Linked DNA regions of Homo sapiens: regions 2 and 3 are each linked to region 1. A link is a loop called in an ENCODE intact Hi-C map of the cell type or tissue named here. Cell type or tissue: endothelial cell of umbilical vein. All regions are shown on one strand.

Region 1 (2,500 bases):
TAAAATAAAATTACTTTAGGGAGGGAGAGAATACACAGCAGTTTTAATTTTCACTAAGGTGGAAATGACTGATATCGAGCCTATTCAATTAGCAAATTGTGATAGCAGACACTAGACATCCCTATAGGTATAAGGAGGACACTCCAGAGGGAAGGACAGCCAGAGAAAACAGAAGGTGGAGAATGTTACCCTTTGCTTTAGAGTCAGCCTGTCTAGCTTTATAGCTGGTTTATACATCCCACAACTTTAGACTTCATAGTTAAGTACCCAGAGTATAGGAGAGTCCTCAGAAGTGGTTTGAATGTGGCTGGGTGTGGTGGCTCATGCCTGTAATCCCAGCACTTTGGGAGGCCGAGGCGGGCAGATCACCTAAGGTCGGGAGTTCGAGACCAGCCTGGCCAACATGGTGAAACTCTGTCTCTACTAAAAATACAAAAATTAGCTAGGTGTGACAGTGGGCTCCTGAAGTCCCAGCTACTTAGGAGGCTGAGGCAGGAGAATCGCTTGAACCTGGGAGGCAGTGGTTGCAGTGAGCCAAGGTTGCGCCACTATTCTCCAGCCTGGGTGACAGAGTGAGACTCCGTCTCAAAAACAAAGCAACAAACAAAATAACACAAGTGGTTTGAATGGTTTCTTATTTCTCTCTACAAACCTTGGAATTATCTTCATTAGGTGAAAAAGGGCAACAAATATATAAGTTTAGCTCTTAATTACATGCTGCAGAAAATGTAAAGAAGTACATATGGTAATAGCCAGTTTTCAATACAGGTAACACAAAAGGAAAGGGAAAGCTAATCTTAAAATGAAATCACCATCCTAATGAATTACCAAAAAGTGTGAAAAGTACTTTTACATCAAATGAAAAAATGTAATCTTTATCAAATTTATTTTTTACAACATTTATATTTATTGATCTGAGGTAGGCTTTTGTTAGAACAAAATTAATAGTAAATACTGAACAATATGTCAGGCATGGGGCAAATTGGTTTCTGTTCTTTACAACAAGCCACTATGACCCTATTAGGAAATGTTTTAAAGGCGTTTCTTAGCATTTTCAACAAAATATTTGTACTCCCTACTGAAAATAGCTTAATATGAAGTCCCAAAGGAATTCTGTCTGCCTCATAAAATTGCTTTTGGAGTTTTCAGTTTCTGGCCTCCTCCTTCCAAATGCACAGTGAATATATGGTGGAGTTTTGTCTAATTCTTTCAGTAGAGGAATTTTGCTACATTAAAATAATTTGTTAATTCATCATTTCCATGGTAAAATAGAAATTACTCACCCTGATTCCTAATACGATCAACATAACTTTGCTTTTCATACATAAAGACATTGGTATGAAAAGGAAGCATTCTCTTCCTTCCATCCATATGCTAGCCTGCTTGAGCGGTCGTGTACTATGACTATGGAAAGCATGACCTCAAATTCCAGCCACACCACTTCCCAGCTGTGTACCGTTCAGCAAGTCACTTGCCCCCTGTAATGACTCAACTTCCTGGTCTGTAAAATAGAATCATAGTGGCCACCACCAGAGAGAATTGCTGAGGGGAGTAAATGAGAGCATGAACGTAGATTGCAGCACAGCGCCCATCATGCGGGATGCTTTCAATAACTGTGAGTGATTTTTTCTATTATTAATTAATGCTTTTCTTGGATTTTCTTAACTACATCATATATTTCTAAAACCAATACTCTCTGTTTTTACTTATAAAACATAAATCTTCCGTAAGTAAATAATTATAGACTGAATGTCAATTCCTGGCCAAGTGCAGGATATACTGAGGCCATTATCTGGTGAATGCAGGGTTTATAGATAGCCTATCTCAATTATTTAGAACCTAAAGTGGACATTAAGATAAATTTTAAACATTTCAAAAACAGAACTGGTTGTCACACAGTTTAATAAGCAAATTTGACCCCTAAAGTCTTTGAATAAATGCAGAGATATGGCTCATTATACATTTAAGCTTTCATTTCTACATGTTAACAATTTACTGAGATAAGCAAATATAAACAAAATGAACACTGTGGGAAAGTGTGTTTGATATTTTAAAACTCTTGTCAAACTAATTAATTCAAATGTGTCATTCAGGCCATTATTAAAAAGTCAAAAAATAACAGATGCTGGCGAGGCTGCGGAGGAAAGGGACGCTTATACACTGCTGGTTGGAATGTAAGTTAGTTCAGCCATTGTGGAAAGCAGTCTGGAGATTTCTTAAAGAACTCAAAGAAGAATTACCACTTGACCCAGCAGTCTCATTACTGCGTATACACCCAAAGGAATATAAATCATTCTATCATAAAGTGACATGCACACGTATGTTCGTTGCAGCACTATTCACAATAGCAAAGACATGAAATCAACCTAAATGCCCATCAACAGTAGACTGGATAAAGAAAATGTGGTACATATACACCATGAAATACTACGCAGTCATAAAAAAATAATGAGAACATGTCCTTTGCAGCAACATGGATGGAGCTGGAGGCCATTATCAT
Region 2 (2,500 bases), 69 kb after region 1:
TGATCTTGGGTGTTGGTGTCTCTTTGGTAACTACGGTGAAGTTGTATAAGCTTAAACGCTATGTGTTGGAAATTCCTTGAGAATGAATCAGTGATGAATCCCTTGCCTTTGGTGAAATTGGGCTGAAATACTTCAAAGTCAAATTTGGAAATCTATGCTTGAAGACTTCAGTAATAGAAGTTTCAGCTAGTCAATGAAAAGAAAGAATAATCCCTAACTCATTTGCCGCCCCCCCCACCTCAAAAAAAAAAAAAAAAAAAAAAAGGAAGGAGGAAAGGGAGATATGTAGGTACCATGCAACAAATATGAAGGCTAGTATGTCTCAAGAGCAATCCAGATTTCCTAAGGGATTGGCCGTGTTAGTAGCAGATGGGTTCTGTTTCAGTTTATTCTCACTTAGCCATGTCTGGGAAAAGTTAAGTTGTACAACTTTGTGGACAATATGCTGTGGAAAATATATTTGTTGCCATTTAAGATAAAGATATGAGCAACCATAAAGCGATCTTTATAGACAGTAATGATACTTGTGATATTAGCTTCTAAAATTATATGCAGAATTAGATTACTTTAGATAAGGTGACACGTATCCAAGCTCCAAAAGTTACTTTTGCATGGTTGAAGGCATAGTGCAGAAGGAGTAAATTTGTATGCTTGGTATGCACATGTGCATGTGTGTGTGGTGGTGGGGAGTGGAGAGGTGGAATGTAAAGAGAAGTACTATTGGCCAAACAGGAGCTGGAAAAAAAAAAAAGTCAAGTTATTCTGGGTATGTATCAGAGAAAACTGCAACTCCCACTATGACAGAAATAATTGTAGACTGAGGGAGAAAGTATTATGGCCTGCTAACATTAGGAAGCATGAGTCTACCACTATTCCCCATTTGCTTTCTGTCTCACGATAAGTTTCCATGAAAAAATTCTTCTTTTAATATTTTTTACATATAAAGAAACCAGAGTTGAAACCCAAGTATAAAAGGCTTGTTAGATCCAACTGAATAGAAAATAAGCTCTCCCAAATTTTAATTAAAATTACTTTCCCTTTCTTTGAAAAAGAAAAAAACTCTTGCATGACCAAACTTAAAAGTCCTGATTTGAAAGTTTCATAAACCTTATCTTTTCTCCATAATGAAACATCTAGATTCTGTGCTGTCCTGTCAGAGGCAGACTTTTATTTTCGTTTGGGTAATTTTTATCCTTGGAGACATCGCCCCCTGCTGTAACACATGCTTAGTTGCAGAAGCATTTTTCACTCAAAAAAGGATATGAATAAAAAGATACAATGATTATTAAAGTGAAAGAAACTTTATTTTGAGTAATATACATATCATTCATTCCATTTAATTTTCATAGTGCATAGCTATGTGTAGAAGTACACAGGGAAGAATAAACATTAGAAATACCTAGCCATGAAAATATACAAGTGAAGACATTTGATATATCCATGGACAGGCTTGGAAGTATTATAAAACAGGATCCATTAGGAAAGAATAAAAACCATGCAAAAAAAATCTTATCTAAATCATGGCAGGCAAGTGCAATCAATATAAATCATAGTCTCTGGGTACAAAAACTATACATGTTCTTTGGATTAAAAGCAAATGGGTGGCTTGGCTTTTATGTCCAAGCCAAAAATCATCTATACAAGTAAAAAGTGTGTGGGTCAGGCATGGTGGCTCCCACACCTGTAATCCCAGCACTTTGGGAGGCCAAGGCAGGCGGATCATCTGAGGTCAGGAGTTTGAGACCAGCCTGGCTAACATGGTGAAAACCTGTCTCTACTAAAAATACAAAAATTAGCTGGGTGTGGTGGCATGCACCTGTAATCCCAGCTATTTGGGAGGCTGAGGCAGGAGAATTGCTCAAAATAAAAAAAAAAAAATAAAGAACTAAAAAGTGTGGATACTGTTATGCCACATGTGATAATAAAATATTCAAGGCCACAGATGCAAGTCACCAACTTACAAAGAGAATACTGAAGGTAGGGTACATTAAAAAAATAGAGAAATGCAATAAAGAAAATGCCACCTCTGCCTAAATCAGGAAAGAGTAAATGCATAGGCATTAAAACAGCAGCTCTGCATACTACACTGCATTTCTCTTTGTCAAAAAGAATTCACTGTGTATCATTACAAAGGTCAGTGAATAAGACGAGGCAATAAACGTAGCGCCTTGGTATTAGGGCAAATTTAGTTTTCTTTTCATTTTACACATGAGGGGGAAAAAAGAAGTGTAGAACTAGGAATGCTCATCTTTCCATTCAGTACACTAACTTTTAAGTGTGTGGCACAAATGGAATAGAGACATGAAGTTTAATGAGATCCAAGCTTCCAAAAATGATTTCACATTTGAAAAGCTATGGAAAGATACAATTATTTACTGTTTTACAAATCAAATGCTTAAACCAAGTTTAAAAGTTGAGACCGAAAAAAAATTGATGAAGAAAAAATGGCCAAAAAAATTAAACAAAATCTCTTGGTTTCCTTTACAGTTTCTTTTTTTGC
Region 3 (2,500 bases), 56 kb after region 1:
AACTTGATTATTTTATTTGAATATTAGTCAAAAGCAGCAGGTAACAGACATATTTCCATTTCATTTACTTTATAAGATTCATTAATTAAGAAGATATGATTATTTTATTGCTTAGTAAACAGAGCAAACTTTCTGGCATATATGTATTTTATATTTCTGAAGCATAACTAATTCTCTAATTTGGAAGAATATGTGAGTTTGATACATCTAGCTTATAGTATAATTCTAAATTTCTAGCCACAAATTTTCCAGTTTTTCCGTTCATTCAGTATGTCGTCACTAATCTTTTTTTCATTTCAGATATTTGGGTATCTAATGATATTTAAAAAGAAAAAAATATAATATTTGGTTAGTACAGTGTGTCTAGTTTTTTTGAAATTATATTTAGACCTTGATAGTCTTAATTTATTTTTCTAGATAAATGCATGTTACTGCATTTAATAGTAAGAAAACCCATTTTCCTGAACTTACTGTAAACAGGTGAATATATGGTGATAAACAGTGTTCTTGCATCATCTATGACTTTTGTAAACACACTTTGTCTTGTAATATTCTTTACCTTCTTTCAGTTAAAGATGTGATCTGTCAGATGCTTACATTTGTTAAACAACATTGACAAAAGCCTTAGCCTGTGACACTTGTGCATTGTCAACTTCATTTTCCCACTTTCCTTCGCCATGGGACTAGCTACTTCATTGCCATAACAGGAAAGCAGGATCATCTAAAAAAGCCAAGCTGTGGACTCTTTCCTCATCAGAGACCTCAGAGCCTGAATGAGTGCAATTTAGTTTCTGTCCCTTTGGAGACAGTTGTAGGGGAGTAAGCTTTCCGTAGCAGGAGAGACATGGTGATTTTTTCCCTATTGCACTCCAATTTTTCAAGAATGTGTTTGAAATCAGATGTCGAACTAAACTCTAAGTTTAGTTTTATTTCAAATACATTCCATACAGATTGTAGCACAGGATAGGGTATATTACTCAGCCTCCCTCCACACTGTGACTCATAAGGAAACCCCTTTTACCAGCTGCCAACAAATGAAGAGCTTGGGTTACCAGAGTTTGAGCAAGCACAGATGCAGAATGATCTGGAGCTGGGCAGGGACAGAGTGTGCATTCCAGGTTGGCAAAAGTGCACAGTTTACAATTGCAAGGCAAGGTTGGTGCTTGAGAACAGTCAAGGAGGCTGATAGATGCTTAGTAAATCAGGCTAAGAATGCATGATTTTCTCCCCCCGCATACTCCTAATGTGTTTTCAAAGCGGAGATATTAATTGTAAATTTTCCAAAGTGCTTTCTTTGTTGTTAATGGGTAAGCCATTTAAATATCTCTACAGCTGCATAGTTCTGATCCAACCCCCAAATCACAGCTAAACTTCTAATGCTGCAGTATGTGGTGGCTTGAATCAGCATTACCATACAAGGCAGCTTTGAATTCCTCGCAGTAACCTTTTATTACTGTTTTTAAGTTTCCCAAGCACTGCCAAATGTCTTGAACTTTGTGGAATGATTATAAACTTTATAAATATAAACCTTTGGTTCCCCTTTGAAATTCTGCTAAAGAAGGCCAAAATTATATTAACAGTGCATATATTTCAAAATCAAAGACCTGTAATACCATTTTGATTATTCACTCTTGGAAAAAAAATTGTTGGGATCATTGGACAATTGATAAAGGGGCATTGCAACAGCTGTGCTGACTTTCAGGAAAAAAAAATGATACAACCCAGAAACAATGTTTGGGCTGAAAAGCGGGCCTGCATGTCTGGTTGTTTGCAGATGCCTGGGATATTTAGAAAGCTGCCCCTTTAAAATCTCCAAAACATTTTGTTAGAAACACTTCGTAATGGAAGTATGTTGCCCTTGGCACCTCGGCAGAGCAATTCTTGCTTTCATTTCAAAATATGAGAAATTTCTTTAGAAACAGAAAGGGTTTTGTCTTTTGCAAGCTGACATGATGCATGGCCCAGAATCAATCCGATGTGGAGCAACTCCTTAAGGAGAGAAGAGCTTTCTCAAAGAACAGGCTACAGCTTTTGGAAGCTGCAAAGGCACATGGAAGAAATCTCTGTGAAAGGGCAAGCAAGCAAAAGAAAACTATTTCTATGTGGTGCTGACATCGTGACCTGACATAGTTCATATGAAAGGGAAGAAGATATACATTCAGTATTAAGTATGTCATGGTGAACACAAATTCACACTTTAGGCCTTGATTGTCAGGGTGTGAATTCCAGGTCTTTTACTTCTTAGCTTGGTGGCTTTCCAAATTACATAATCATAATAATTCTACTGCCCTCAGTTATTCTATCTGTAAAATGATAAAGTACCTACCTCGAAGGGTCGTTGTGAGGATTAACTGAGTTTGTATGTATAAAGTAGATATAACATTGACTAGAGCCACTTTTTGAAATAATGCTAAGAAAATTTTAAATAGAACAGAGTAAGAATAAACTTTATCTTTAAAAGTTTTCCAGTAAATTTACTCTCATATGATAATACTTGCCC

The links. Hi-C counts contacts between places; a loop is a spot of excess contacts. Peaks named below come from ENCODE experiments on the same cell type or tissue, not always from the same donor. Only the 100,000 strongest peaks of a DNase experiment are listed, where the experiment ranks them.
Region 2: it touches region 1 in a loop (3-fold over the local background); 8 of 110 quality-filtered maps call a loop at or near these places.
Region 3: a loop joins it to region 1, with 3 times the contacts of the local background. A loop is called at or near these places in 35 of 110 quality-filtered maps.

The regions. Positions count from the first base shown.
Region 1 is chr7:116,326,947-116,329,446 of GRCh38, reverse strand. The region is part of intron 6 of LOC105375463 (a long non-coding RNA gene); the gene reads right to left. Among named protein-coding and RNA genes, the nearest start is that of TES, 120 kb to the right of the region's middle. RefSeq lists an enhancer at 1,298-1,592. In endothelial cell of umbilical vein, no CTCF peak of the experiment used is centred here; DNase peaks (open chromatin) are centred at 1,436 and 2,046; H3K4me3 peaks cover 957 bases; H3K27ac peaks cover 2,322 bases.
Region 2 is chr7:116,257,569-116,260,068 of GRCh38, reverse strand. TES (testin LIM domain protein) reads right to left here. Exons shown (of 7, transcript NM_015641.4): 7 at 1,286-2,500. Among named protein-coding and RNA genes, the nearest start is that of TES, 48 kb to the right of the region's middle. In endothelial cell of umbilical vein, a CTCF peak has its summit at 1,207 (motif pointing left); a DNase peak (open chromatin) is centred at 1,168; H3K27ac peaks cover 1,148 bases.
Region 3 is chr7:116,270,718-116,273,217 of GRCh38, reverse strand. No RefSeq gene overlaps it. Among named protein-coding and RNA genes, the nearest start is that of TES, 61 kb to the right of the region's middle. In endothelial cell of umbilical vein, no CTCF peak of the experiment used is centred here; a DNase peak (open chromatin) is centred at 1,007; H3K27ac peaks cover 2,135 bases.